4 separate regions of the Mus musculus genome follow, and all the other regions are linked to region 1. A link is a loop called in an ENCODE intact Hi-C map of the cell type or tissue named here. Cell type or tissue: left cerebral cortex. All regions are shown on one strand. Region 1 has its middle 110 kb from the start of Dgkb. Region 2 overlaps Dgkb (diacylglycerol kinase, beta). Region 3 overlaps Gm34923 (a long non-coding RNA gene). Region 4 overlaps Dgkb (diacylglycerol kinase, beta).

Evidence for each region. A loop is a pair of places that touch in the nucleus more often than their neighbours do. Peaks named below come from ENCODE experiments on the same cell type or tissue, not always from the same donor. Only the 100,000 strongest peaks of a DNase experiment are listed, where the experiment ranks them.
Region 2: a loop joins it to region 1, with 13 times the contacts of the local background. A loop is called at or near these places in 33 of 42 quality-filtered maps.
Region 3: a loop joins it to region 1, with 6 times the contacts of the local background. A loop is called at or near these places in 14 of 42 quality-filtered maps.
Region 4: a loop joins it to region 1, with 2.5 times the contacts of the local background. A loop is called at or near these places in 2 of 42 quality-filtered maps.

The regions. Positions count from the first base shown.
Region 1 is chr12:37,770,522-37,778,521 of GRCm38, reverse strand. No RefSeq gene overlaps it. Among named protein-coding and RNA genes, the nearest start is that of Dgkb, 110 kb to the left of the region's middle. In left cerebral cortex, a CTCF peak has its summit at 4,783 (motif pointing left); DNase peaks (open chromatin) are centred at 4,545, 4,693 and 5,331; H3K4me3 peaks cover 547 bases; H3K27ac peaks cover 562 bases.
Region 2 is chr12:38,111,426-38,119,425 of GRCm38, reverse strand. Dgkb (diacylglycerol kinase, beta) reads right to left here. Exons shown (of 26, transcript NM_001361686.1): 6 at 4,753-4,893. Among named protein-coding and RNA genes, the nearest start is that of Dgkb, 230 kb to the right of the region's middle. In left cerebral cortex, a CTCF peak has its summit at 4,014; a DNase peak (open chromatin) is centred at 4,040.
Region 3 is chr12:39,491,449-39,499,448 of GRCm38, reverse strand. All of the region lies in intron 2 of Gm34923 (a long non-coding RNA gene), which reads left to right. Among named protein-coding and RNA genes, the nearest start is that of Gm34923, 32 kb to the left of the region's middle. In left cerebral cortex, CTCF peaks have their summits at 3,028 (motif pointing right) and 5,412; DNase peaks (open chromatin) are centred at 3,037, 5,436 and 6,118.
Region 4 is chr12:37,975,514-37,983,513 of GRCm38, reverse strand. It overlaps Dgkb (diacylglycerol kinase, beta), which reads right to left. Exons shown (of 26, transcript NM_001361686.1): 2 at 1,504-1,759. The coding sequence starts at 1,573. Among named protein-coding and RNA genes, the nearest start is that of Dgkb, 99 kb to the right of the region's middle. In left cerebral cortex, no CTCF peak of the experiment used is centred here; DNase peaks (open chromatin) are centred at 2,430 and 4,803.

The DNA.
Region 1 (8,000 bases):
CAGCCTTTCACTCTGAGGTAGTGTCTGTCTTTTTCCCTGAGATGGGTTTCCTGTAAGCAGCAGAATGTTGGGTCCTGTTTGTGTAGCCAGTCTGTTAGTCTATGTCTTTTTATTGGGGAATTGAGTCCATTGATATTAAGAGATATTAAGGAAAAGTAATTGTTGCTCCCTTTTATTTTTGTTGTTAGAGTTGGCATTCTGTTCTTGTGGCTGTCTTCTTTTTGGTTTGTTGAATGATTACTTTCTTGGTTGTTCTTGGGCGTGATTTCCGTCCTTGTATTGCTTCTTTTCTGTTATTATCCTTTGAAGGGCTGGATTCGTGGAAAGATATTGTGTTTAATATGTAAAAGATGCATATGAATGGATACTTTTTGGTAAGTCCAAGGTCTTGTTTATAGCTCTATCTCTAGTGCATAAAGTTGTGCCTGGAATGAAGTAGTCCAGGGATATGTGTATAGAGAGAGTGCTGAAGGAACTAACAGAATCAGCATGTGAGAATAATTGAGGCAATATGTCAGATCATCTCAGCAAATTTATAACTGGATCTCTTGAACAGAATAATTAAAATTTCTGCTATTTAAAATGACTCACTGAAGACTGGTTTTAGATGCAGCAAACTGAAACCTTTAAGTGACACGTAAAATGGAGCTATAGAATTGAAGGTTGGATCTTGTCTTGGTTTTTCTTACTTGTTGGAACATTTCTTCCTTCATGGCAGGAAGTGGGCTTATGAATTTGCTTTTAAAACTTTCTTTTTTCTTTCTTTCTTAAAGATTTATATATTTATTTTATGTATGTGAGTATGCTATCACTCTCTTCAGATACACAAGATGCTGGCATCCAATCCCATTACAGATGGTTGTAAGCCACCATGTGGTTGCTGTGAATTGAACTCAAGACCCCTGGAAGAGCTGTCAGTGCTCTAAACCACTGAAACATAGCTTCAGCCCCAATTTTATTTATTTTTAAAAGAATATTGTACAATTAACTCACATAGAACAAACAATAGGAAACTCTTTTCTTGGGAGAAACAAATATTGCAAGTCTTATACATTTTAAAAAACACATAATTACTACTATTGTATTTGTAAATAAATACTTTACTCAGTCAGCATCAGGGCTATTATAAATTACTACAATTTGTGACTTACAATGCTTTAAAGTAATTCTATGATCATTTCTAAAATGAAATGGTTCTTGCATTTATGCTTTATTACTGTGTGTATTCTGTGAATGTTTATGAGTACATATATGCCATAGTGCATATGAGGAAGTCAGAGGACAGCTTGCTATAGTCAGTTCTTTTGTCCCATGTTGGTTCTAGAGGTCAAAAATCAGGTAGTCAGACTTATGTAGCCAGCACATTATCTTGCTGGCTTTCTCATTTTTTTTTTTGAATGGAAGAGCCATTTTAGCAAAAATTTTGAGTGGTATTTCTATACTTTAGCTTCAGGACGTTAGAGTGAGTAGCTTACCTCTTCCTGTGTGACTCATAGAGAGTAATAGAGTAGTGAGATCAACCTCAGATAATTGAAGAAGGGGCATTTACCTTTACAATTGAAAGAGGTTGCCTTCTACAAAGACCATGTGTCCTGTCCTATGTAAGAAACTTTTATTTCACCTTCAGAGTTGAAAGGCAATACCTTCTGTCCATTTTGCAAAGATGACTACCTTATTAGAGAATATCAACTGACAAGAAACACTGGTGCCCTGTCTCCTGGTTGCAGGCCCTTCCTTCCTCTGTAAATCTAATTACAGCAGCCACAGCTTTACCTTTTCCAGTCTGTATCTAGTCCCCTTAGAACTCTGCTTCCTTACCCACCACATTCTCTCTCAGAAGGCCCATAAAAATGAAGTAAGTCTATAAAGATATCACTTATGGTCCATGGGTAAGCACAGAGAGGATAATTTCCAATTAACTTCTTATCTCTTGAACACATTCCCTATTCCATCTCCAGATAACAATATCTGACATTTACCACTTCTTCATTACTTATAGATTCTTTTTTTTTTTTCTTTTGGTCCTGTGTATACGTACTCTCTCAAGATAAACCAAAGGCAAGTCTTGTTATTCTACTATTCTACTCCACTGGAGGTAGTAACATTCTCCTGGAATTCATCTCGAAGATGAGGACCAAGAAACGTGACACATCCAGGAACAATCGATTCTTTTCAAAAAAACATTAATATACTCTGCCTTTACTACCACCTGTCCTTACTGGGGGACACTGGGTGTTGTAACTTAAGGACATGATTCTTGGAAACACAAGATCATGCTGTGTTCATAGGGGACAAAGCCAAGGAACTAAGCCAACAATGTGAGGTTGGCAGAAGAGTGTGACAGTGAGGAACTCTGACTTTAATTATCCTGGCCTCCAAAAGTGATAACTCCAAAGATAGACACTCTGGCATGCTGAGTTCTCTGAAGGACATTGGAATGGTGTCCAGAAACAATCTCTTACTTTCTTCTGTTCTTTCTTCCCCAAGAAAGTCATAAAACATAGAATTCTCTTTGCCCCAAGATAAGCATAAAGACTAACAGCCATGTCTCTATATATTAGACATTTTTTTCTATAAATACAGTGTATAAAGACTGGGGATATTATGCTATATTACCATAATCACTATTCACTTCTCTGAGTAAAATTTAAGAAAATTTTTTATATTACCCACAAAGAATTCTTCAGACCTATTTCATCTTAAAGCAGATCATTTTACAATAAGCCTGGCCCTATATCTCTTAAGGGAGGAAAGGTTCCATACTGAAAGCCCAAGAGGAGGTAAAACAGACAGGACTTTCCGAGTTTCCCCTTTCAGTGAGCATAGGTCAGCCATGTCTCTTTCCCTATGCAGTAGCATTTCTGCATGGCTGTCCACATACTTTATCACTAGGCACATGGACTCTTTTGTAACCTGGGTCTGTAGGCTTTCATTCTGAAGGATCTTGGATCATGTAAATATTAGACAAATAACTGCTGTACTTTTGTTATTTGACTTTACGCTTGACTCATATGAAAGATGAAAAGGCGTCACTCTGTTTTGCCTCTCCAATCACACTACTGGTTTCTCCTCACCCTGAATAATCTATCTCCTAGGGCCTTATGATATAAAATAACATTTTCTTAATTTTTGAGACTTTTGATTATTTTTTTCAGGTGTAAGCAAATCATTTTCACATGAACACACACACAACTAATGAAACTCATAGTTTCATAACCATTTCACTCCAATGTTATATTGGAACAATATTCTCCTCATTGGCAAGTTAATATTTCCTGACAATTCAACCCAAACAGAAAGATAGTGTTCTCTCTCTTTCTCTCTCTCTGCCTCTCTCTGTCTCCTCTCTCTCTGTCTGTGTGTGTGTGTGAGAGAAAGAGAGAGAGAGAGAGAGAGAGAGAGAGAGAGAGAGAGAGAGAGAGAGAGAGAACAGGAAAGAGAAAGAGAGAGGGAGGGAAGGAGAGGGAGAAGAGGGGGAGGGGAAGTGTGAGAGGGGAGGGGGGGAGGGGGAGGGGAGGGAGAGGGAGAGATGGGAGAGAGGTGTACTATGGCTTGGTTCTCGGCTGATGAGGTTTTGGGAAATCATTGACAGCTGAGACAATTCTCAGGTAACTGGTGGATTGATCTCTTGCTAGATTTGTAATGTGTTTCTGCAGTGGGGAAATGCTGGTAAGGAGGTGGGGCGTATTTAGAGGAAGTGTGTCAATAGAGGGTCTGCACAAGAAGTGCAAATCCTGTCCTCTGCTTCTCCACTTCATGACTCCTGTCTGCTCTGAGGTGGGAGACTTAGTGCCATGAGAATGAGAGGCAGCAGAGAACATGAGATTTATTCTGGCAAATATTATCAGACTGATCTATTGTTATCTTTTCCTATGATGTCCTGGCTAAGAAGTACATAATAAAAGCATTTCAAAGGGTTTTCTTGAGAATCAAATGTCTCTGTTAGCACAGGCGAGTAACAGAGTTCAGGAAAGGACAGTTGTTTATCCCAGTGACAAAATGCTGTCTAATGGAGTTTGTGTGGGGAAGTTGCTTTTTTCTCAGGCCTGCATTTTCTGCACATTTACTTCATTGCCTGTGTTGGCCCATTCTCCAGGCCCACCTGAGTTCATTTAGATGCAACCTGTTTAATATCAATGCCAAGGAGGGTGAAGTCAGCGACTGCAAAGGGGAGTGAAGCTGTTTAAGTGGAGGAGGTGGGAAAGGAGAAGGCTGCCAGGGGTTGCCTTGGCAATACAGAGGAGAATGTCAAGAGGGAGGGATTTATATGCTGATGCTAATTGCATTTGCTAATTACATTCTATTGTGCTGACCCGCCTGCTTCTCCAGTTTTCCCTTTCTGAGTCATTTAGTCCCTAAAGCTTTCCTAAGAAGCGAAGTCCCCTCCTAGTCTAATTTTAAACACCGTTCCCAGTTTCCAAAACCCTACCTCCAGAGCTGTTCTAGGAAAGGCTCTACTGTAAACGAATGTGCAGTGTTTTAGAAAATTTGTGTGACAATGCATCTTTGCTGGAGCTTGTGACTCTGCAGCTCAAATCACAGCTCAAACCATGGACGACACAGGAAAACTGCTGAGAAACCAGATAAAGTAAATCTGAAATGAATTCCCACAGCGAAATGCAGGGTGCCAACCATCCACCAGCAGAAGAACATTCAAAATTAAAAAATAAAATAAAATAAAATAAACCCTGAGCCTTTCCCTCTGGAATCCAGTGTATCAAGAGTTGGAGAGGTGCCTGGACACGGAGCTTTGAGATTTATTCCGTTGCACCCCCTGGTGGTCTTTTTGTATAATTACAATAGGTCTTTCCATGATTGCATCTTTTGATTGCAAATTCAGTCTGTTAAAAAAATATATATATATCGTTTTCTCTTACTCCTGAATCAGTGACATGAAATGTTATCTTTCAGTAATGTTGTATGTAGTTAAAAACACATTAGTAGACTTTAATGCTTGCAATCCTTTGTCCTTAAATCATGTAGTAAATTTAATTATTTCAAAAGTAATTTGAATGAGTTCACTTTTTTTTTTTTTTTTTTTTTTTTTAGATTTGGTTATTCTCAGCAAGATCTTCGCTTTCCCATAAAGTCACCCATTCACCCCAACTGACCATGAGACAGCAAAGCCTTCAGTACGTCTGCACGTCTGCATTTTTCTCTGGTTGAAATTCTGTTGTAATGGACCATTCTTTCTCTACTAATACTCTATGAGGAGGATTTCTATTAGTTCCATCCCCTCCATCTGACACTGCATCTCTTCTGAAGATTCTCTTGGTGCTGCTGTATTGCTCAAGCGCTGATTCACTGCACTACTCAGACCTTAAATTGGCTCCTGGAAGGCTATAAAGGCAGGCAGTCCATTTCCAGGCTACACAGAATATAGCATCCATTTTTTTTGTATTGGTCATTATCTGTGACTGATTTGCCTAAGCGGAGTTTTATTTTCTGTGAAGTTTCATCTATGTACAAATTTTGAGAATGCCCTCCCACCTCAAAGAGCAGATGATTCAGCATTCTTGATGCTTGGCCTCCCATCAATGTTTCTCCTCTTCTTCTGCATAGGACAGTTTTGGCATCACCAGTGGTAATGTAGGGGTTGGGGGAGCTGGTGCAGGGAGGGACTGCTTGGGATCTCCAAGTCCACAGTGGGTTTGCCATACCCTAATCTACACTCAACATGATTACCCCCACATGTCTGTGTAGAACCACAGTGCATGGCAATTGAGGGTGGTTCTTTATGTATGAAATCTAGCGTTTTTCATCTGCTTGGCTGCTGTGTTTGTTTTTTCTCACCAAAACATATTTTTTTTAAACAGTTGTGAGATTCTCAGCTTTAGTCACATTTAAGAAGCGAGTAAGGCATGTTTTTCAAATTTCTATGTGTAAAGGGGATGAGAAAAGAGTCTCCTAAGAGAGATAGATATATTGAAACACATCAAACTTTCAGTTATTACTGGCAGAAGCTGATTTTCATGAAGTAGGAAACAGCTGTTAAATTTGTATCTCACTAAAAACCTTGTTTACTTAGTCCTGGATCCTAAGAGAGATGGCCAGGGACATATAAAACATAGAGACAGAGTTATTTTTTGGCATTTCATCAATCTCTTAGCGTAAAATTATTGTAATAGGTGATCAATGGAAGGATGGAACCTCCTTACTTTTTAAAGAAAATAGCTTTGTAGAAAGGTTCTTTCCCAGATGTTTAAAATATTCACCAGTAGTCAGACACAGGTGGCCAGAGAAGAGCAAGGTACCAAAACCAGGATGTGAAGTGAAGCCTGTCCCAGTTAGAGACTGGGGGATTGATTGTACCAAGATTCCTTCACTGAGACCTGCTGATCACAAATATGGGTCAGGCAATGAACGGAAAGAATATGAACCAGAAAGTGATGTAGTAATAGTAGTAGTTCCCAAGTATGCTTGTTAATCCCCCCAAGATTTCTCCAGACTACTAGAAGTCACTTCATCTAATTATAGCCCTATGTTAATAATGGAGTAAGAAGTTCTGCCTTGGTGAATAATTTCTGTTATTGTGGTACTGCACTCTAGGGGAACACATATGGAGCAGAAGTGAGTTATGCATTGTGATAGGATTGTAATCCAGAAGTCTACAACTGTTCCCCGTGCCAACATCTACTGATCCTTCAATCACCCGTGACCACCAATCCCCAATATGCCTATCAAAGAGACATTTTAATAGTGGACAGCAGAAAGGGGATTTTATCTATTCAATATGACCGCAGCAGGAAGGGGAACAAAGAGATCTAGTGACGGGCTGGTGAGATGGCTCAGCAGGTAAGAGCACCCAACTGCTTTTCCGAAGGTCCTGAGTTCAAATCCCAGCAACCACATGGTGGCTCACAACCATCCCTAATGAGATCTGACTCCCTCTTCTGGTGTGTCTGAAGATAGCTACAGTGTACTTACATATAACAAATAAATAAAGTCTTTAAAAAAAAAAAAAGAGATCCAGTGACCCCCTCAAGTTTGTCTTCTTTACATTCCTGGAATGAAATTGAAATTTAAACAAAAACTGAAGGATATAAACTCCTAAGCAGTTCCTGGGCATGTACGGCTCTGCCCACCACTGAAGGCTCATTGTCTGGGCTTCAGTCTCTCAACCTGTAAGATGGTCTGGCAAGTTGTCAGAACCATGGGATCTCTCTTCTCTGAGACAAATTTCCCCTTGTTTATCATAAGTGTCCCGATAACACAGAAAGAGAGAAATACACATAGTATGTCCATATTGTCAGAATTTAACAATAAAACAAAAAAGTTTACCTGGTTCAATGACAGTAATTTGTCATAAAGTACATATATCTAAGGGGCTTAGTTGAGATGAATGCAGATTTTTTTTATTCCTATCTTATTTACTGATATCACCCCTCATATCACACACCACATGCACACACACACACACACACACACACACACACACAAGAATGAATATGAGTTCAAGAAGTTTCAGCAGGTTTCAAAAGGCTTCGGTATAACCAGAGACAAAGTCTGTAGACTTAAGGTCATGAGCCAGACCGGTGTCAAGAGGAAGATGCTTCTGGTAACTGTTGGTTTCAGGTTTGAGAGCAAGGCTGCAAAATTCAATGTAACAAGGTGCAGTCAGCCAGGTCAGCAGCAGGAGATGGATCAGGCCCAGGTCCAGACCTGTAAACAAGTGAAGAGGTAGGCGGTTAGTTGAGCAGGCTGAATGGACACTGGGGATTATCCAAATCTGATTCTTGCCCCATACCCCAGGCATCAAATGATACATCGGCATGCGACTTTGTCATCACAGTGTCTTGTGTGTCCAGTGAGTTCTCGGGATTGATTTCTCTGATATGATTGCAATATACTATATGACTTAATAGCCCCATAGTTTCAAGGCTCCCTGATAAACTTATAGACTTCTTTGCTATTTGTAGGAATACATCTTATTAATTGGTGATATATTGATGGTGACTGCCAGATAATGTGGTTTCTAGTTTCTCCCAGGAGCTGCAGTC
Region 2 (8,000 bases), 340 kb before region 1:
AAAACGTGAATCTATGAAATTATGGTTCGCTAAAATTTCAACACATACAACCATGTGGTTAATCTCTCAAATATTCAATAAATGAGAAGAAAATGGTGTAAGTAAAAGAAAAAAAAAACCCTCCAAGTAGACAGTAACCATGTCAAGATTTGATGCTATAGTAGAAATACTAAAAAAAAAAAAAAAAAATACTTCTATAAGTGAAAAGATATCACAGACTACCAAGAAAAACGTCCATAACCAAGAACAAGGTGAAACAAATACACCCAACTCTGTTTCAGAAGTAGGGTCACAGTAACTCTGTCTGTACTGGAGAAAGTGCTTGTAAAACCAACTCAAACGACTCAAATGTGTAGGACTTGTGCGACCACTGGCAGCTGAATTCAAGGAGGCCCAGTATGAAAAAAAAAATTTCAAACTAGAAATAGGAGCAGGTGCATAATTCCTCCTGGGTACAAATATTGAAAGGCTGAGAAAAAGTCGATAAAATGGGAATAACAAGATGCAAAAATACATGCTAGATATGGAACGAGAGAGGGGGGGTGTCAAAAGAAGAAAATAATTGTAAATTGAAACAAAAAGTTAACTCTGCCTTCAAAGTGCAACATTAAAATAATGTCTCCAGAGAATGTAACACATTTCATAAGGGATAGAGAAGAGATTATCAATTAAATTGCAAAAGATCACAAGTGCTCAAGTAAAATATACAGGCAAGAATTGGAAAACTCACTTGATACAGAAAGAGAGAAATCAACCAATAAGGGTGGGGCAGGCTTTAGGTCCATGGGAAAAAAAATTTAGTCTACTTGATAAGCCATTGAAGACTTTCTCTTTTAAAACCATCTTTCCAAACAATATTGGTGAAAGTACATTTGAACCTCAAATATTAGTAAGATTCATTTTGTTAACATTTAAAAGTAGAGACAGGCCTTGAGGTAAAGAAGGTCATTAAATATCAGGTTTTAATTTTGAAACCAATATAGATTTATAGATGTTTCAGTGCCAAAATAAAATAAGACCAAATTGAGATTGTTCTATCAATGTGATGTTTCAAAGGTGAGGACCTGTGATGCAAATTTGAGCTAGCTTAGCTCACTTTTTATCTATTTTTACAAGCATGCCATTTTACCTTACATAGAGACAGTTATGTGCCCACACTTGAATCTAACTAAAAGGTCAGAATAGAGGCACATTATGTAAGATGAGACAATCTCTATTTTTCTAAAACTTTTTCACTTTCAAAAATTTTGAAAAAGGCTATCTATGTTTGTTGCTGAATATATCACAATGCAAATTATATAGCCTTTGAATTTGTCTAGAAATTATTAGACAGAACAAAGTATATATTTTAGTGATTTTTTTAATTTGGGAGTTCTTCAATCTTTAAATTTCAGTTTTCTGCCTTTTAACAATTAATATTAAAGTTTAAAGGTAGGAGTTAAAAATTCAGTACCTAGAATTTTTTTAACCGAATCTTATCTAATGGAAACTATTCCCATTCTCTTCAAATCTCCCATAAGAAAAGCAGCAGTGGAAAGCAGAAGTAGCAGCTTATACTTCTAATACGTCGTCAAGTGGACAACGATCATGCAATAGCTAAGAAGTCATGGACCTCTGAGAAGTAAGGAGGATGGTGGCTTCAATTACCTTTATTCACAATCGGTAAGAAATCTGACCAGATGAATGGCTCTTAGGGCCTACTGGTAATGCATTTCAGAAGCACCCTTGTACAGCTGTCTCGTATGAGGCTATGCCAGTGACTGGCAAATACAGAAGTGGATGCTCACAGTCATCTATAGGATAGAACACAGGGCCCCCAATGGAGAAGCTAGAGAAAGCACCCTAGGAGCTAAAGGGATCTGCAACCCTATAGGTGGAACAACAATATGAACTAACCAGTACCCCTGGAGCTCGTGTCTCTAGCTGCATATGTAGCAGAAGATGGCCTAGTCGGCCATCATTGGGAAGAGAGGCCCCTTGGTATTGCAAACTTTATATGGCCCAGTATGGGAGAACTCCAAGAAGTGGGAGTGGCTGTGTAGGGGAGCAGGGCGGGGGAGGGTATAGGGAACTTTACAGATAACATTTGAAATGTAAATAAAGAAAATATCTAATAAAAAAAAGAAGAAAGATTGCATACAGTGACAACATGGTGGTTCTAAATGACAAGTATCCACTTCTCAATTGCTTTCCTGTTGATTTCTCATTAATGCAAGACGTAAGGGTCAACATAAGATGTCCTACTAGGAAATAGAAAGAGTATTTATAATTTAAGATAGATATCAACTCTCAGTGGGCCAGGTCAGAAACTGGGAAAGAAAGGCAGAGTGAATGTGCAGGACAGACTGCAGCACAGGAGGCTCGTGCCTGTGTGTCTGGTGGTGGGACCCACGCAGCCAGCTAAAAGGTAGCTTCCAGGAAAGAGAAAGGAATCCTCTTCCAACCCCAGCACAGATGTGCACTTTCTAGGTGAATAATGCAGGTGTTCACAAAGAAATAAAACCTGGTTTAAGGAAAGGCCAGTGAAGAAATGGTTTGTTTCTTTATAATCGTGGCGACTTTGAGCCAAGTCTTACACACACACACACACACACACACACACACACACACACACACACACAAGACAAAAAAATGAAAAATAAAAATAAAAGAAGACTGAAAGGGAAATTGGACAAGGATAGGAAAGTGACAGTTGTCAGAATCGTCATTTTGGTAGACTATGTTTTCTTTTCGTGGATTTTGCAAACAAGGTAGTCTCTCTGTCTAACTATCAACAGAAAAGACTCAGAAATACCAATGCTGGGGAAAGCAGTCCATTCAGGTAAATTGGTGGTGGTGGTACGAAGTCACTGTAGAGAAGAAATTGTGTGCTCCATCCCTCCTCGTAATGAGGCTCTGGGGCAAAAAGCAGTAGTAACTCATGCCCATTCATTTTAATCAGCCAATTATCAGGTAGCACATCGCGGGGCACTGAGTAACCCATGTGTCCAGGTCTGGCAATTACTTCTGGTGGGTGACTATGTGGGAATGTCTGACCGAAACCAAAGTGTGTATATTTCGTTTAACTACCTCAAAGGAAGGTCCAAATTCAATTCTCTCTTTCACTAGGAACTATTTTATGTTCCTTATCGCCTCCACATCTGGTCCTTCTAAATCACCATTTCTTCTTTTTAATTCTCCTATATATCTTATGTTTAATACGGCATAACCCTCTTGAAAGTACCAGTGTAGTTCATCAGACACTATTAATGTACAACTTACCAAGAATAACCGTAGAAAATAAAAATGCAAAAGAATGTTGGAAATTTTTAAATGTACAAATGAGAACAGGTTAAAAACTACAAATTCTTGAGAAATTGGCTGATGGGTAAATTTTAGTAATTGATATAGAAAAATATCAAGCATTTCAAAAGAAAAAGTAAAGACACAAAATTCCTGAATCATTTTCTGTTCAGTCAGAGTGATGGCCACAAAATCAGGGGGTCATCGTCCTCACAAACAGAGCAATGGCAACACCTGAGCAAACTTTCCCTTTGGCTGTCACTTCAAGAGAAATCCACTGTTTACTTTGGAAGGAGAGAGATCTCTACACGTTCTTAGGAATACAAAATAAATCTTGAAATGCAAATACTCAATGTTTATGAATAATAAATATATATTTAAAGAATAATATTCATATGGTTTATTCATATCCTAAGCCGGTGTAACTCCTAAATAATCATGGTAAATTCTTCCCTTGTGAGAAGTTTTATCAAAGAGTTACAATTAAATTTAACTAAAACATTTTGTAATTACAATTCTAATACATTAGAGTAATTTTAATTTTATTAAGCAATATAGAAGTATGGTTTTATTATCTTTAATTTCATTTTGGTAGTAAAATTTTTAATTCATTTAAATCTTTACTGTAATCTGATTAATTTAGTTGCTGAATATATATCACCTGCTGTGATTATTATGAGGTTTACAGTTACAGTCATTTGAAGGCTATGCTCTTTCATTGCAATGTGCACATGTTACCACCAGGGAGAGCTCAGTCACTACAATTTATTAAAGAGCATTAAAAAGGTGCTCAGAAATTTCCTACCTGTAGTATTGCAAAAGAAAACAAAGATATTGCTTGATTAGTAATAGTATGCAGAAGCAAGCCTTATATATCAGGGTTTGATGAATTGCACTATGTCAAAGACAGTGTTAACATGATGGTGAAGGGAAGTTGCCAGGGAGCAGAGTGTAAATTGTGTGTGTGTTGGGGGAATTAGGATGCATGGGTCTGTGTAGGTGTGTGTATGTATGCACACAAGAGGGGGCAGGGGTTATTTTCACTTTCTGCTTGGAAGAAACTCTTCCTCAGAAAAGGGAATAAATGCTCCGTCAAACATTTCAAAGTTTCAAATTACTTCTTATTAACTCAAAAGAGCTGAGGATAAAACATTTAGGAGACATTTGATAGACAGATTAACATAGATTTCACATTACACTAATCAAACTTCAACATTTCTTAATAAAGCATATGTATACAATTGGGATACAATTTTATTTACATTAAATAATAACATTTTTATTGTTTAACTCTGACAAATGTCTTTATGGTTTTTGAGTTTTGCTTTTGCTGTTTTTTGTTTGTTTGTTTGTTTGTTTTAAGCAAGTTAATTTAAATGAACAAACAATTTAGGCAGGTATGATTACATCAATACACAATCTCTCCTCCAAACTCCAGCTTGGTGAATAAACAGAATTACCAAAACGTACACTCGAGCTTATCCTCGGGTCTTCCTCTTTCGAGAAGAGACAGGTAGCAGACGATATCCTTGAGGTGGATCACTTCTGGGGAGCATGTATTTGCTGGAGAGGAACGTGGAGGGGTGATGGCACCCTTATTCATCCTGAGACCTGGAAAAAAAAACATTTATACTCAAATATTTAAAATATTCTAAAATATTCACTGTGCTCTCAAGTATGAAATGACCAAAAGAAATTGCACTAGATATTGTGAACACGTGTGTGTGTGTGTGTGTGTGTGTGTGTGCATGTATATGTCTGTGTGTGGTGTGTCTTTATTAAGTATAAGACAATCAAATGCACTAGAACACCAATATAGTAACTTTCCATGTATGCTGTGAATGCTACAAACAGGAATGTTTCCAGAGTCCATTGGCAGGGGCTAAGCAGTCTACCAATGAAGGATGTGAGAGTGAGCTTAGCATCCTCGGTGTGTAAGAAAATGTAAAGAAATATCACACAAGGAACCCATTGCTAATCTTCCTTTCTTTGTATTAGTCAGTGACAAAAGCTTTATATATATATATATATATATATATATATATATATATATATATATATATATATATCCAGAATTGCCCTTTCATGAAAACTGAAGAAGCAATGTGAGTCTGTCTTATTATGATTAATATATCAGGTTTAAATAATCACTCACAAAATACATATTTTGTCAAGTATTTGCCAACACCATAAATAAGAATTCCTTCTGTCAACATACTATCCGACAGTATGAATAAACAGAATACAAAGAGAAATTGGAATCAGCATGATAGGTATTTTGGCAAAAGGCAGAGCATATATGGCTGTGTGATTTCAATATGGTCTTCACTTGATGTATAGAATTGAAGGCCGGTGCAGTTAATTATAAGCCAGTTAGATCTAAACATTGAGTCTTGATATTTTTTAAAGTCTTCATGTTACTTTCCAAATGTTAAAAAATTCTACATTCTTTCTATCTATGTATCTATGTATCTAAGTATCTATCTATCTATCTATCTATCTATCTATGTTTCTATGTATCTATGTATCTACCTATCTATCATTTATTTATTTATTTATCTATTTATTTATTTATTTATAGTGTGTATGCCTGTGTGTGTATACACATGTGCATGCTATGGTACATACATAGACATCACAGCATCATTTTGGTTATTGCTTTCAATTTTCCATCCTGTAGGTCCAGGGTTGGAATTCAGATCAAAGTACCTTTAGTTGCTGGGCTATCTCAGTACCCTTTGATTTTAGGAATCTTATGAATTGCCCTGTTCTAAGTCCATTGTATGGAAATTAAATATTTGCTCACAATAATCACAGTGGTCACAGTGTGCTGATGGTAATGTAACAGGGCTTCTTCACACAGAAGATTCATCACACAAAGTAGCCTTTGAAATGAAATCATGAGCACTTGAAAAGTTCTGATGCAAACATCAACTGTAACAAAAGTGTACTTTGACAAGAAGGATTTGACCAGGATGGACTGGTCAAATGGACTGGTCAGTGGACTGAGTGTCTCATGGATTCTTAGTCTGACAACAGCTGAGGGAGACTAATTCGAACAAATGCAGCTTGACTAGCTATCCTTCCTTGGCATGGATCTCCCTGAGAGATCTGTTTGCAACTCTGACTTTTGTTTTATGCACTTCTCATCTCATCTGGCCATCTCGATATTCTCAAATATCAACTGCAAGGCTTTGCAGAATGTCTTCAAAGCTTATGTTTTTTTGATGTGACCTCTAATAATAGGTCTCATTTAGAGCGTTTCTAATACCAGGCTAGAAGCACTAAAAGGGCCTTTCACACATCATTTCACTTAATGTTCATGTTAACCTTGTGAGGTCGACTATATCATCCTCATTTGACAGAAGAGAAATAGCTCATGAATAAGGTTGTCTCCGAGTTTCACTGCCAGCCATACAAGGATCGTCTTTCCCATTCAACCCTGCAAACCTAGGTAGTATTTTCCTTTATAGACACTATTGGACGTAAGGGAAATAATTTACATCTTAACCTAGACACACACACACACACACACACACACACACACACACACACACAATTTGTGACTTTTCTAGCAATATAAACATTTTATATGAAAAATTACATTAGTTCTATTACTTCTAATTTTGTCAGGGTAATGTCCACTTGAATCTACTGCAAAAAACAAAACAACAACAACAACAACAAAATGCACTTGTGGGATCTTCTTTACCTCCTTCCAGTGAGATCTACATTTCTAAATTAATTTTCTTCATAATGCAAGGAACACTACATACACAATACAAACCAATAGTTCTTTTTTGTTTTTTACTTCAAGGGAAGGAGAAATCCGAGATAATGCTGAGGTTTAAATAGTTTCCAAATAATTATACCAACTAAAGCTTACCCAGCTGCAGAAATCACGGCTTCTAACTTATGATAGAAGGCACTGTGGTCATGACCCTGGAAGTGGCCATAGTTCCAGATTTGGAGCACAAAACAGTAAATTACAGTCATAAACTATGCCATGAGTCATGCAGCTTTGGACCTAACCTTTCTCCCAAATGCCCAGTCCAGGGTCCTGAAATGACGTAATCCACTCCCCTCTTTAACACAAAGTCCTCAAATAGAACAAAGGAGAAAGGGAATAATACTGTCTAATTTATTTAAAAGAAAGCTACATTGTACATGTTTCTTCAAGAGTTAAGGTGTCTGTCTATCCATTTCCATAATACTATTTTAAAGGTAACATATGGAGACTATAAGGGACACACAATTTCCTTTTCATTTCAGTGTACAGTGTATATTGTGGGAAAGTCTATAAACATACATATTTCTGCTCACAACACTTTTTTTGGCAAATATGTTTTGTTATGAACATAAAATTTATGTCCCATGTAATTTCCCTATTTAAAATGTGCAGCTCAATAAAACAGCTTTTTGCCTGTTCATAGACTTGGGCAACCATGGCCACCATCAACATTAGATTTTAATCATTGTCCAAATATCTTCATTCACTGGCAGCTACTCTGTTTCTCTCTACTTAGTAGCAGGCTGATGGCCATCTACTTTTTGAGTTTACATACTTTCAGCATCACTTTTTGAATGAAAATGTTATTATTGTGTTTGTGTGAAGATAAATAAATGTTTCTGTCTTTATGCTGATAACGTTTTGAAAATAAGAGCGAGCTTGAATGTACATTTGTCATTATCGTATTTTAAATATTTTAAGTGAAAGA
Region 3 (8,000 bases), 1.7 Mb before region 1:
CCATCCTTTCATTCTGAGGTAGCGTCTATCTTTTTCTCTGAGATGAGTTTCCTGTAAGCAGCAAAATATTGGATTATGTGTAGCCAGTCTGTTAGTCTATGTCTTTTTATTGAGGAATTGAGTCCATTGATATTAAGAGAGATTAAGGCAAAGTAATTGTTGCTTCCTATTATTTGTGTTGCTAAAGTTGGCATTCTGTTCTTTTAGTTTTGCTGAGGGATTACCTTCTTGCTTTTTCTAGGACGTGGTTTCTGTCCTTGTATTTTTTTTCTGTTATTATCATTTGAAGGGCTGGATTCGTGGAAAGATAATGTGTGAATTTGGTTCTGTCGTGGAATACTTTGTTTTCTCCATCTATGGTAATTGAGAGTTTGGCTGGGTATAGTATCCTGAGCTGGCATTTGTGTTCTCTTAGTGTCTGTATAACATCTGTCCAGGCTCTTCTGGCTTTCATAGTCTCTGGTGAAAAATCTGGTATAATTCTGATAGGCTTGCCTTTATATGTTACTTGACCTTTTTCTCTTACTGCTTTTAATATTCTATCTTTATTTAGTGCATTTGTTGTTCTGATTATTATGTGTCGGGAGGAATTTCTTTTCTGGTCCAGTCTATTTGGAGTTCTGTAGGCTCTTGTACGTTCATGGGCATCTCTTTCTTTATGTTTGGGAAGTTTTCTTCTATAATTTTGTTGAAGATATTTGCCGGTACTTTGAGTTGAAAATCTTCGTTCTCATCCACTCCTATTATCTGTAGGTTTGGTCTTCTCATTGTGTCCTGGATTTCCTGGATGTTTTGAGTTAGGATCTTTTTGCATTTTCCATTTTCTTTGATTGTTTTGCCGATGTTTTCTATGGAATTTTCTGCACCTGAGATTCTCTCTTCCATCTCTTGTATTCTGTTGCTGATGCTCGCATCTATGGTTCCAGATTTCTTTCCTAGGGTTTCTATCTCCAGCATTGCCTCACTTTGGGTTTTCTTTATTGTGTCTACTTCCCTTTTTATGTCTTGGATGGTTTTATTCAATTCCATCACCTGTTTGGTTGGGTTTTGCTGCAATTCTTTAAGGGATTTTTGTGCTTCCTCTTTAATGTCTTCTATCTGTTTTGCAGTGTTCTCCTGTATTTCTTTAAGTGAGTTATTAAAGTCCTTCTTAATGTCCTCTACCATCATCATGAGATATGATTTTAGATCCTGGTCTAGCTTTTCAGGTGTATTGGGGTGCCCTGGACTGGGCAAAGTGAGAGTGCTGGGTTCTGATGATGGTGAGTGTTCTTGGTTTCTGTTAGTAAGATTCTTACGTTTACCTTTCACCATCTGGTAATCTCTGGAGTTAGTTGTTATAGTTGTCTCTGTTTAGAGATTGTTCCTCTGGTGATTCTGTTAGCCTCTATCAGCAGACCTGGGAGACTAGTTCTCTCCTCTGAGTTTCAGTGGTCAGAGCACTCTCTGCAGCAAGCTCTCCTCTTACAGGGAAGGTGCACAGATATCTGGCATTTGGACCTCCCTTCTGGCCGAAGATGAAGGCCCAAAACAGGACCTTTCCTAGAAGCTGTGTTGCTTTGGCCTGTCACAGAAGCTGTTAGCTTCTGTAGTCCACACTCTCACCTGTGCAGACTACTTTTCGCAGAGTCCCGGAACCAAGATAACTCCCGCTGATGCTGAGGGAAAGCCCTCCCGGGCCATGCGGATACCTGTTCTCTGGCCGGGAAGGTGCCCGGATGTCTGGAGCCCAAAAAGGGTGCTGCCTCAGAATCTCTGTGGCTCCCGCCTGTCCCAGAAGCTGTTAGCTTCTGTAGTGCACACTCTCACCTGTGCAGACTACTCTCTTTCGGTGGAGTCCTGGAACCAGGAGCATCCACTTTTACCTGAAGATCTAGCAATACCTCTCCTGGGCTTATACCCAGAAGATGCTCCAACTTCTAATAAGTACACATGTTCCACTATGTTCATAGCAACCTTATTTATAACAGCAAGAAGCTGGAAAGAACCCAGATGTCCTTCAACAGAGGAATGGATATATTTACACAATAGAGTACTACTCAGCTATTAACAGCAATGAAATTCACAGGAGAATTCTGTTTACCTCTGTACCCCACTTTTAAATTGAGTTATTTGGGCTGTTGGTGCCCAACTTCTTGAATTCTTTATATATTTTGGATATTAGCCCTCTGCCAGATCAAGGTTTGGTGAAGATCTTTACTCAATCTGTAGGTTGCTGTTTTGTCACATTGACAGTGTCCTTTGCCTTTCAGAAGCATTTCAGTTTCATGAGGTTCCATTTATTAATTGTTGATCTTAGAGCCTGAGCCATTGGTCATCTGTTCAGGAAGTTTTCTCCTGTACCAATGAATTTAAGCCTATTTCCCACTTTCTCTTCTATTAGATTTAATATATCTGGTTTTATGTTGAGGTCTTTGATCCACTTGTTTTTTGCCTTTATGCAGGGTGATAAGTATGGATCTATTTGCATTCTTCTACATGCAGACATCCAGTCAGACCTACAATATTTGTTGAAAATACTTTCTTTTTTTTTTTCCATTGCATGGTTTTGGCTTTTTTTTTTATAAATCAACTGTCCATAGGTGTGCTAGTTTATTTCTCGATCTTGATTCAATTCCATTGATCAATCTGCTTGTTTCTATACCAATGCCATGCAGTAGAGCAAAGGATTTAAATAATGATGAGTCCAGATTTTCATATTTTCTTACAGATTATATTGTCACAGCTAGTGCAAAAACTCTTTGATTTTTCCTAATATTGAATATTACTTATTATTATTTAAAATGGTAAGAGTCTCTGTTTTACATTTAAACTTATGGTCTCTTTCATTTTAAATAACCTGCGAGGTTTAGAATATAATCATGATTTTATTTATTTTGCTAGGTAGCTCAAACAATATAACTCTAGTAAATTATTGCTAATTACATTGTTTATATTTTGAAAAAAAATCACAATGCAAAACCCTTACATGATTTAGATTTCATAAACCATTTCTTTCAAACCATGGCTCCCATCTGTAGCCACTAGGTGGCACGATTGACCTTTTAAAATTTTTAAATTATTGGCAAGTGTTCTGTGAAGTTTTCTCCACCAAATTTCTTTTATATTCAAAGCTGTTATAGGCATTTTTAAAAAGCCCTAATGGAAGTGCTCTAAATATTGAATAAGTAAGAACTATTGTATTACTGTATTTAAAATATCATTTATTATCAGTGTTGGGTTTGAAAAGCTGTGAGCACGTGTCCATCCTGATAAGTATGTTCTTAAAACCTGCTGATTGTTTAGCTGACAGAGTAAGTTTAGGAGTCTTAGATTCCACGATGAGGCTGAAACAGCTGTTATGATGGTTTATTCTTTTATTTACTAAAACCTCTCCTTTTTGGTTTGAGAAATGTTTATTGATTTTCAAAACATTGAGATGGGGGCAGTGACTTTCTAAAGGAGTCATTCTCAATTAGGGAGTTGTGACCCCTCCTTGGGTGTCACACATCAGACATCCTGCATATCAGGTATGTACATTATAATTCACCACCGTAGCAAAATTACAGCTGTGAAGTAGAAAGGAAATAATCTTATGGTTGGGAGTCAGCACGATACAAGGAACTGTATTAAAGGGTTGCAGCATAATAAAGGTTGAGACCCATAGTGTTCTAAAGTCAATACAACGGAAAGAGAAATTCACTAGGAAAGATTTGTGTTGGATAAAGCTCGTAGTGTCTATGTTTTTACTGCACATTTCAATTCATGTCCTTTGAGGTGAGTTATTAGCTGACATTGTGTCCATCAGTGAATACAGACACTAGAATGTGTTTCACCAAAACCATGTGGCTCTCTGGAAACTCTCAGAGAGCCTTGAGCAACAGCCTAGCACAAAACACCCGTGTTATTATTTTTTTTTCTTTTTTAAATAGTTTACCATACTGATTTATGCACCTTCTGGGCCTCAGATGTCAATTTTACTTTGAAGCAACTGAGTACTTATCTTAGAAACTTATCTTGAGTAGAAGCCGGAGAAAACAATATGCTGGAATATTTTTCACATAGTTTTAAGCTGTCTGAGATGATACAGGTAAAACTGTAATTATGATTTTATAATCATGTGTTTGATAACTACTATTTTAACAATGGCCAGAATTACTCCTTGGAGGAGTAATACAGATTTATTCAATTAACTAATTACACTTAAATTTTCTACTTGTTGAGAAATCAGATAATTACTACAGACCTGGTCAGACACAGCTTTCACTTGTTTTTCTGATTCTACATTGTTATCCTGAGTCCCTGGGCTAGTAAACCTTGCCTCAAGATGAGTTCATTGTTTTTTCATTTTAACTCACTATGAAACTGTTTTCATTTTTTCTGTCACTCAGGGCCTACTATCATGAGTATCTTTATATACGTAGTTCACAATGTAATGTTATTACATTGCAGAATTAATGTGCTCACTTAGCAACATCATCACTGGCCAGGGACAACAAAGCAGTTAAGTAGCAGATGGGCATTTGCATCCAAGTTTTGCTTGGAAGCCTACTTTTTCTGTTCATGACTCTCATATTTCTCACCTATAAAATAGAAAGATTAGAATATTTACATTGTAGAAACCAGAATTCTGTAACTTGGGGGGGGGGGGACTCTTGTGGCACCAGAGGGATCCCCAAGTCTTGTAGCTGTTGTTGTTTATTGATGTGCAAGAAACAAGAACAATGAAGAACTCTATGTCAGAAATTTGCAGATAGAAATAGCAGGTGGACAGAGTTGTGTGATAATAACAAACACTTTCATACAATCTCCACTAATGCTTAATATTTTCATGGACAATGATATACCTTTTTTATCCAGTAATTCTATAAGGACCTATGCATTAGTAGAAAACAAGAGAGGAACCACTGGGACAACTGTAAGAGGATATTTTAGTGGTAACAGTGGGTAGAAAAGGAGGCTAAGATGATCCTAATCAAATGGTACATCTAGGTGAGAAATATCACCCTGAGGCCATCTTCAAATACTGGATGAGAAACATGAATGAGGGCCTACACCCTACAAATGGCTTTAAGTACAGGGAAACCCATTATGTTCCTTGGTACAGTTCTACAATAAAGGGAACCTGTGCAAGCAATTTTTGCCTCCCTTTGTATGTTACTAACAACATGTTTATAATTTACAGGCAGCTTTTTATGTCCAGTATTCTCCTTTGTTTTTATTCCAACAACAATCAAAAGTGAATTCTCTTTTGACTATTTGAAGGTGTCAAATTCATACATTAACAGAGAAAATAAACCTGACATGCATCCATGACATAGAGTGGGATGAGAAGAGAAAATTAACTGTTTTTAAAGATATTACTCGAATGCATATAGTAAATTAGCAATGGGAAGATAGAACCATGATGGGGACCTGCCAGTAGATGGGGAACTTGCTTTGAAAATGACCTGTCAAGAGGGAAACTAGAGCCAACTAAACTTTGCTGCCTAGGCAAAATTTGCTAATTTGGGTTATATATTAGGCCACTCTGTTTTAGTGGTCAGCGTCGTTCACGTCATGAGAGGACATAATTTCTACAATAACTAAAGTTGAAATTAATACTCAGAAACGAGCCATACTCTATTTAGACCTAAAATCCATTAAGTTGTCTGCATTAGAGGAAGGAGCTGATCCAAGGAGATAAAGCCCATTTGTTATATTGGAATAGCTGAATGGGGGGAAATTAACACAGTGCCCAGAATGAGAAGGGTGGGATCGAACTCTTGTAGGCCCATGCTATTTTAATGGCAGTTGTGAAGGAAAGCACTGTTCAAAGTATTTTAAATGGCACTGAGATAACATTCCCTAACCTTCATGGATGAAGTTTTACCAATTTTTGATCAGTTATGGAAAATTAGAGAAATGTAAGTGTGACAAGAGCATTGTACTGGCAGAGGTTTTAGAAATCATGTAAAAAACTTGTCAGTCGATGACAGAGATGCAGTCGACCTAAATGGAGGATGCTCTTGCAAGCCCTAATTCTGGTTCTGTTGGTCCACTGTTTTCATCTCTACACGGGCAACTCATTTCTGCAGGAAAAGAGAAAGAATCTCTGTGAACAAATGGGCAGACGGACGGGGTGTGCGTGCCAGGAGATGCTGCATGTTTTGGGAAGTTGTTCCAGTGTTATTGTCCAAGAATGGAAAAGTAACTCCTGCCAAGATAATTCAGTGTTCCTCAAAGCATAACACCATATGTATGCACCACAGTCAAAGTTGCTTAAGCGTCTCAACTATACCAGTAGTCGTGTGTTGTTTCCCTTGGTTTTTCTCTTTATTAAATGCCACCAAAAAGCCTCTGTACTAAAAAAAAGCCTTGAAGTTATCAATTGTTTCAAATGATATTTAATTATAAAGGTTTCATATTTTTTACCTATATTCTAGTATATGTTATTTTTTTCTATTCAGATTTTGCTTAATTTTTGTTGTTGTTGTTAAGAACTTAGTAACTTTACAGATGTAATATCATAGAGAAAAGCAGAATTGCATTAGGCTAAATGTTCCTAAATGTCTGATGAGTTCTGCAAAAAGATAGCACCTAGTATTATTTGTTGTTGCTAAATTACAAAAAAAAAAAAAAAAATCTATGACTTTCATGTGTCAAAATCATGTGGTAAGATTATTTGTCATTTTATTTTAACACAGATCTATCAGATAGAACCAGAAAGATTATGCTTTCATATATTGTGACTTTCGTTTGCAGAGTATTCAGGTTTGGAAACTGTCCTGTGGTAGAAATGCGATCTGTGTGTTGTAGCACTTGTGTGTAATATTGTGGTCCAGAATATCTGTGCACAGGGTCAGTGAGAGCATACATAGGGATGTCCTTAGGTGCCAGAGCAGACAATGTGCACCAACTGTATGGAAACCTGTAACTTTTTTTTTTTTTAACTTTCTCACTGTATTTCCAGTGTTCTGTATAAAGCCTACAAAACAACTTATTTATTGACTAAGTATTCATTCAGGATGCTTGAAAATTCAGTTTCCTACCATGACATAGACCATGTAAAAACCAAAGTTAAACTTTATTCTCTCAAGACCTTATATGTGCACACTCATGGGAATGGGTCTCAGAAACTTAAGCCTTCACTCTCATATTAGACTGTTTTGTTTTTGTTTTTGTTTTTTTCTAATCTTCACAAAACTTCCCTAAAATGTCAGGTTTTTTTTTTTTGCTAAATATTTTAAGGTTAATCCTTTATTGTTTTTATGTTCTTTTAAAATTTCCTTCCTTCCTCTCTCCCTTCTTCCCTTCCCCCCCTCCCCGCCAAGTGTGTGTGTGTGTGTGTGTGTGTGTGTGTGTGTGTGTGAATGTTGCATGTGTGCAGAGGCCAGAAAAGGATGTCAGGTTCCTTGGAAATGGAGTAACACACACTTGTGTGCAGTCTTCTGTGGATACTGGGGGTTCCCAGTATAGCTAGTGCCACTCACACTCATTACAGTGCTTCTCAGGAAGTCACTGTTAGTGACAGAGAGGTGTCGCACATATCTGGAAAGACTAAATGGTGGGAGCAAAAACTCGAGGCTTACATTTCAGAGCCATGTTCTTCTATGTTCTTATTTCTTAGTAGGTAGTGTGGGTGACATATTCCCCAGAAATGCACACTTATCACACAGTGATGTTTCAGTAGCCAGGCTTTTTTCTCAAGTGGATTGACCAACTCATCCTCCAAAGCCCTGTGCAGGTGTCATTTCTGATGTTCCTCCAATTTTCTCTGGTTGAGATACAATGCCTTCCTGTGGGGCTTTTTAAATGTCCTTCTTAGAATTTTATAGCAGTGATTATTAATCTAATTACACTAGAATTATATAAGGATTTTTATTGCATAGCTTGAGACTGTATCAATTGGGTATAGTGGCTTTCTGTCTGCAGTTTGAGGGATTTCAAAGCTGCCAAGAATATGCTAATGTTGTCTAAATCAGTGTTAAGAACCACATGATTTATGTCATTGAATCTTTCTGGTTTTGTTTCTTAAATTT
Region 4 (8,000 bases), 200 kb before region 1:
TCGGATTGGGAATTCAGCGCACACCTTCAGGTATGCCGACTATACTACAGGGGGTGCTATCCCAGTTTCACACTATTCATCTCTTGTTCACTTTGAAAACAGCCAAGAGGTCTTGATAGGCATTGGAGTTAAGTGTCTATTGTAGTAATATGGGGAGAATTTATAATCAGGTAAGAAACAAGGAGATGATGTTTGTTGTATTCTCTAGGTATAAATTTGATTTAATTTTGCTTTGGGGGGTTTAATGAGATCATTCATTCTTCTCCACAGCCATACTCTACTACCCCATAGCACACAAAACATTATTTATTACTTGACATGCATGTTAAAAAAATTAACAATAGTTTAAGAACATATTAAAGACTACTCATTATGGCATTTAAAATAACAATTTGTTGAGGAAAGATTAAAAAACTAGATATTAAGAAATCTGTTTCAATATGGTACTTCCCTGATGGGCTATGGAAGAATGTCAATTTCTAATGTTGTATTATAAGATAAAGACTGTGATCTTTAAATGTCTAATAAGCTGATGGTATGTACTGATGTTGAGCAAAGTGTGCTACTTCTAATCATCACATCCGGAATATATTTTCAGTTACTCTTATTAATGAGAATTTATTACACAAGATTGCACTCTAATCACTTTTCCTCTTAATTAGCTGGGAAACTCCTGATAGAGTAATTAACATTTCTTTTGTTGTCTTAATGATATGAGAAAGGACAGAAAACTTGATGATCTTGAAATCTCAACTAGTTTTTATAGAGTTCAGAATTAATCATCAATTTGTCATCTCATAAAATTATAATAAATAAACCCTTACTGCACATATATTGAACCTTATGTTGAAATACTGTACTATGCAGTGAACTATCTTGGTTTATCATTTGAAGAGCTAATTAAACACCTGGTCTTAAATTCCTGGGATCTTCTCTTTCATTGGAATTTATGATTGAGATTAGGCACAACTGTGGAAGCGCAATGTGCCCACAATTCTTTCTCTTAGTCTTTTTGGAATGGATATGTTCACAAGCAAGGAAAAGAAAACAGCAACCAAAATAAAAAACCAATAATAATAACCTTACGTTTTTTTTTTTTTAGTTTACTCTTTTATTTCTTTTACCAGCAATGTTTACCAGGCTTAGTTTTATATTCCATATGCTAGGTTTTTTTAATCTGATACTTGATTTAATCGAACTTTTCATCTCTATCTGTATCTCTATCTCTATCTATCTATATCTATATCTATATCATATCTATATCATCTATATCCATATCTATCTATCTATCTGTCTGTCTGTCTGTCTGTCTGTCTATCTATCTGTCTATCTATCTATCTATATGCTAAAAGGCAATCTTAAAATGACCTATTTGTGAATACAAAGAGCATGCCTGCATCTGTTCCCAAGACAAACAGGGTCTGTGATCTATTCTTATAATGAATCATACATTATTTAACAAATACATAAAAAATAGACTATATCTTCCATATGAATACTCACACTCAGCATATTTCTGAAGTTGGGAAAATTCTGAGGGGCTGAGATGGGCCCATTTTTCCTGGTTTGTCATGGTGTAGGTGATGAGGTCCTTACACAGTGGATGAAGACTTTCTTTTCCAGGTCTTGGTCAAAGCTTTAAATTTAAAAGATTTTACAAGTTGTGTTTCATGATGAAATAGCTCTGGCTTCCAGAATACACACTCTTTCCAAATGAAATTGCTGTTGATCTTTGTAGTTTCAATAATTTGTTAAAACACTGTGAATAGAAAACATGAAGATCAAAAGATTAGTATTAATTCACAAAGAAAAATGGTAAGGATTAAAGGATAAGGGTAAAATGGTAAGCATTGTATCTCCTAAACAATACATTATGGGTTTATCTAAATCTGCATACTTTTCAATCTTTAATTACTTCTTCCTTCTTTAATGACATCCCATGTTCTTTCTCTAATACCAAGTCACATAAAATCGATGTAATAGAGAATACAAAATGTGCAGAACATTTTGTTTAATCAAAGTATGTTGATCAAAGTCCATTTATATGTGTTTAGTTTTAAAAGTCCATATTTCAAGGATAGACAAGAACATCGTTTTTAAATATCTAAGCAATAACACACACACACACACACACACACACACACACACAGACACACACACACACACACACAGAGACAAATAACTTGCTAAAAGCTAGATTTCTAATGGTGTTGCATGCAAGTCAATTAGGAGGGTTCTATAAAATTGCTACATAGTAATTAAATTGAAAATACTTTCAGTTTTATAACCTTAATTTTTTTTCAATAAATGTGCCAAATCAAGTATTTCCAAATGCCTGAAAGACTTCCTTAATGAGAGTACATGACTCTAGTGTGAATCACGTTTTAAAATAAATCCCCAAGTTGTCACTGGCTTAGATTCACTGGCAAATTTATAAAGAAAAAAAAAGTGAGCTCCATCTGGTTTCAGTGTTTTATCAGAGACTATAATCAATTGCTTAGTACTCAACCAGGCTGGCATTGGAATTGTTATAGAAATTAAAGTTGGTGAAAAATTACTTTGTCTCTAAAACTGCATATTAGAAAATGTATGACAATTGCCAGGCGTGGTGGTGCACCCCTTTAATCCCAGCACTCCGGAGGCAGAGGCAGGAAGATTTCTGAGTTCCAGGCCAGCCTGGTCTACAAAGTGAGTTCCAGGAAAGCCAGGGCTAGACAGACAAACCCTGTCTTGAAAAACCAAAAAACCAACCAACCAAACAAACAAACAAACAAAAAAACAACAAAAAAAGGAAATATATGACAAGAAAATATTTTTTATTAATTGATGAATGAAACTCATATGAATACAAATGCCCAAGCTATTTGAGATCAGTCAGGAGATATTAATGGATATATCTGTATCTCCATCAGTTCCCGCCTGCTGATTACATTATTAACACCAATTTCACCCTGATTCTGCTACTCTCCTGCTCCATGCACTCACATAAGGTGACTTACTCTGTCCTCTCTACCCAAAGGGGAGATAGATGATTCAGTTCCATTTGTCTCTTTAAGTGCTTCACAATGGGCTCCTTTTCAGGCTTTTAGATACTGAGTTCAGTAGTTGAAGGACAGGGTAAAAATGACTACAACTAAATCATTCCAGAAACACTTGGACACTTGTTCTCATCTGAGCCTGACTCACCTGTGTTCTTGTTGCTTCCATAAGTTAATGATGTCCCTTTATTAAATAATAAAATGTAAAAGACATACCAATGCTATCATACATCTGTACAGTTAATATACATTAATCTTTTTCTTAAAACAAATCACAGATAAAGTGGACAGATCACTATAATCACTGGATCTCGTGATGATAATTTACTAAAGCTTGGTGAATCCCTGAGTGTTACTCAATGAAGACATAGCAAAGAGCCAAAGACAGAGAAGATGGAAATAGTGCTGATGTTTAAAATATATCGGCTGTTGAAGAGAGTATACAGCATGCATCATCTGTATTATTCCACACAGTCTTCCCATTTTAGTTCTGGGAGACAGGCATTGACTCTAATAAGCTCTTTGACCTTGGATCTAGTGAGAAAACTGACACAGGGTATCTGGCATCCTGGAACATCATACAGTCTCTATCTCAAATCTCAGTCCATTCAGTCTCTACTAGCACCCTTGGTAGCAGAACTGCAGAGAGTGCACCTCCGTTTAAATGATTATTTTACCAGGCTTCCAGAAGAAAGAGTTGTCCAATTAAATGTAAGAAGGTAAGATTGAAGCATGCAATAATGGTTTGCTAGAATAAAAACCAGGTAAGTGTGCTTTTAAACCTTCTTATCGTTTTCCCTACCTGGTGACATGCTGGGTACAGGTAGAAGAGCTTCTTGTACTGTGGACATAAATGTTAGAAAGCAAGCTGTGGGCTTAGTAGAGCTCAGTAAATTAGTCTGTGAAAGGATGATAACCAATAGCAGAACAAATTCAAGCCTTCTCCTACTTTATGGGTAAAGTTTTATCAGAGCTAAGACATGTTCAATAGAGAAACTAGCAGGAGGCCTTTATTTTCCTTTAAAAATTGTTATGTTTAGTATCTAAAACACTGCAACAAACAATGAAGGACTGACCCAACATTGATGAAAAGCTCATTAATCTTACATAATAGAAAAATAGAAAAAAGAATGTGTTATATCATTGTCTTCATATAATTCCCTTTAAAATTGTGCCTAGCTGGATTTTCAGGCTTTCTCCTTTGCTTACCAAATTCCCCTGTTTTCCCTAGATGGTCAGGAACTAAAATGCTTTCAGAGGTCAGTCTGAAACTTTTCCAGAATTATGACTAACCAGTTATGATGAGTAATTAACATATAAAGCCTAATCCAACTCAAGTAGTCCTTAGTTCTTTTGTGAGGAGACACATATTAAGTAAACTAAGTTAAAAATTTGGTAGTAAATCATTTTATTCAAATAAATAGAGAATAGTGTTGTATGTTGATGGGCAATTTCAGAACCTGTGACCAACCATAGCCATACTGTGCAGATGGTACAAGCAACTCAGCTCACTGAAACTTTAGTTTCTTCATTTTAATTAGTGACGTGCAGGCAGGAAAATAGCATTTGCTTAAAATCTTTAACTAGGTGAACATTGGGCCTATGAAAAAAAAAGAAATCTAGCCTGTATAATTATCAGATCCAGAGACACAGCTATGCTTCAAGCCACAGAAGGTGTTGAAAATAACAGCAGCACTTTCTCACAGTCTCTGCCTCCTACAAATGGTTAGAAAGAAAGAACGTGACAGTATTCAATTGGGGATCCCCATGGTGTGTTCACAGATCTCCTGTTCCCCTGCAGAAGGTTTTCTTTAGGCACATGAAAGGAGTGCCAGGAGGGAACCACTGTGCTGGCTTTAGGAAAGCAGTCTAATTCTGGCTTTCTCATCTAGTCAACAGATGTGCCATTTTGCTTAGTTAGTGGCAGGAAATAATTACATTGGAGGATTTGAAAAAAACTATTTGGCCCATTGTACCTAAGCTAAAAACATTCTCCATATTACAGGAAGGACTAAATGTCCTTGTGAGAAAAAAAAATCAAGTAATATCCAGATAAAAAAATCTGCAGATTGTCAGCCACAGAAAAGGGTATTTTTTTTTAAAATAGTGACATGAAGTCAGCATGTCTTAACTCCAGTCGCTGAATAAAAAATAGTGAATATTAACACATACTGGAGAATTTAAGAAAAACATGCTTAGAAATTCAAAGTGTTACGATGACAGAAAATATTGCCAGAACCTCAAGAACCACAAATGCTTTGTTTGAAGAGCAGGGGCAAAAGGAAAGGAAATAATAGGAATGAGTAATGGTGCAGGAGCAGGTAATCCTGTAGGTTGCTCGGTGAAATTATAATCAGGTCAAATAGGGTGCCAATTCTATAATTTGTAAGTCTTTATTCATTTAACTAGATATGACACTTGAACTTTCAGATTTCTTTGTTTCCAATAATTTTTATTCACTTCACATGCTGATTACAGCCCTCCCCCACCTCCTCTCTTCCCAGTCCTACCCTTATAAATCCCTTCCCTCATTGCTTCTCTCAACCTCCTTAAGGGAGAGGAGCCCAACTTGGTTACTACATCATCCCAGGAGAACTAGGCAAATCCTCTCTCAGTGAGGACTAAATCTGCAGATATCAGAAGAGAGAAAGATTTCCCATGCTTTTGGGCCTATAGGATTAACATAGTGAAAATGGCCATCTTTCTCAAAGCAAACTGCAATGCCTCTACATATCAAATGCAATTCCCATAAAAATCCCAACACAATTCATTACAGAGCTTGAAAGAGCAACTTTCAACTTCGTATTGAAAAACAAAAAACCAAGGATACCTGAACAACAAAAGAACTTCTGGAGGTACCATCATCCCTGAGCTCAAGCTGTTCTACAAAACAATAGTAAAAAAACGCATGGTTGCTGGGCAGTGGTGGCCCATGCCTGTAATTCCAGCACTTGGGAGGCAGAGGCAGGCACATTTCTGAGTTCGAGGCCAGCCTGGTCTACAGAGTTAGTTCCAGGACAGCCAGGACGGCACAGAGAAATCCTGTCTCAAAAAAAAAAAAAAAAAAAAAAAAAAAAAACAACCAAAACAAACAAACAAACAAACAAACAAAAAACAAAAAACAAAAACCTGCATGGTATTGGTAAGAAACAGACAGGTTGATAAATGAAATTGAAGTTCTTGTCATATAGGTCTTTCAGTTGCTTGGGTAGAGTTACACCAAGATATTTCATATTATTCTTGGCCGTTGTAAAGGGTTCATATTATACTTGGCTGTTGTAAAGTGTGTTGTTTCCCTAATTCTTTCTTGACCCATTTATAATTTTTATAAAGGAGGGCTACATATTTTTTATTTAGTTAATTTTGAATTCACTCACTTTTGCTGAAGATGTTTATCAGCTGTAGGACGATTTCTCTGGTAGAAATTTAGGGGTTGCTTATGTATATTATCATATCAGCCATAATTTGCAATACTTTGACTTCTTTCTTCTCAATTTGTGTGCCCTTAATCCTTTAGTTGTCTTATTGCTCTAGCTAGAACTCCAAGTACTGTGTTGAATAGCTAGGGAGAAGGTTGAAAGTTTTGTCTTGACCCCGATTTTGCTTTATGTTTCTCTCCATTTAATTTGATGTAATAAATAATACAGTACAGTACAGTAATACTGGCTTACTGTATGGTGTTTTTATTATGTTGAGTATGTGCCTTCTATCCCTGATCTCTCTAAGACTTTTAACATGAAGGGGCACTGGACTTTGTCAAAGGCTTTCCCAGCATCTAATGAGATGACCATGTGATAAATCAAAGACGCTGAAATAAATCCACCCATCTATAGACACTTAATTTTTGTCAAACAAGGCAAAACCATATAATTGATAAAAGAAAGTATCTTCAAAAAATGGTGCTGGTTTAACTGGAACTCCAAAATTTCTTTAGGTGAACGATGTAATTTAGGTAATGCCGCTGCATAAATTAAAGATTAGAAACTATGGGAGGGAAAGAGGAAGGAGAGGGAAAAAACAAAGCAAGATAAAGTATGGAAAAAGACAGGATAGAAGTCCACATAGTCCGAAAAATGATTAGAAATATGTAACAGTCAGGGGTAGGGAATTGAGGAGAGCCACTAGAAAGTCCCAGATACCAGAAAAGCAATTGGTTCCCAGGACCCATTGAGATGACATTAGCAGAAATACCCAACAAAGGGAAATAGACCCTTCTGTAGATAGACGCTGCCCCAGTTGAGGGATGGGGCCACCCACCAATCTCAAAAATTTTAGCCCAGAATTGTTCCCATTTACAGGAAACATAAGGACAAAAATTGGAACAGAGCCTGAAGGAAAGTCATCCAGAGACCACCCAACCTAGGGACCCATCCCATCTGCAGATATCGAACCCCAGCACTATTGCTGATGTCAAGAAGTGCTTGCTGACTGGAGGTTGGTATAGATGTCCCCTGAGAGGCTCTGCCAGCACCTGACCAATACAGATGCAGATACTCAGAGCTAAGCACAAGACTGAGCCCAGGAACTCAATGGAAGAGTTAGGGAAAGGACTCAAGGAGCTGAAGAGGTTTGTAACCCATAGGGAGAACAGCAGTATCAACTAAACAGATTCTCCCATAGCTCCTAGGGACTAAACAAACCAAAAAGTATACAAGGATGGGTTAATGGCTCCAGTTACATATGTTGCAGAGGATTGCTGTATCTGGCATCAATGGAACTGGATGAGCATGGTCCCGTGGAGTCTTGATGCCCTCAGAGTAGGGGAATGCTAGAGCAGTGAGGCGAGAGTGGATGGGTGGGTGGAGGAGCACCCTTTTAGAGGCAAAAGAGAGGGGAGATGGGACTGGGGGAGTTGAAGTTGTGGAGGGGAGAACTGGAAGGGGGACAATATTTGAAGTGTAAATAAATAAAATAAATTTAAAATAAATAAAAAAAGAAACTATGATAAGTTACATTTTTAAA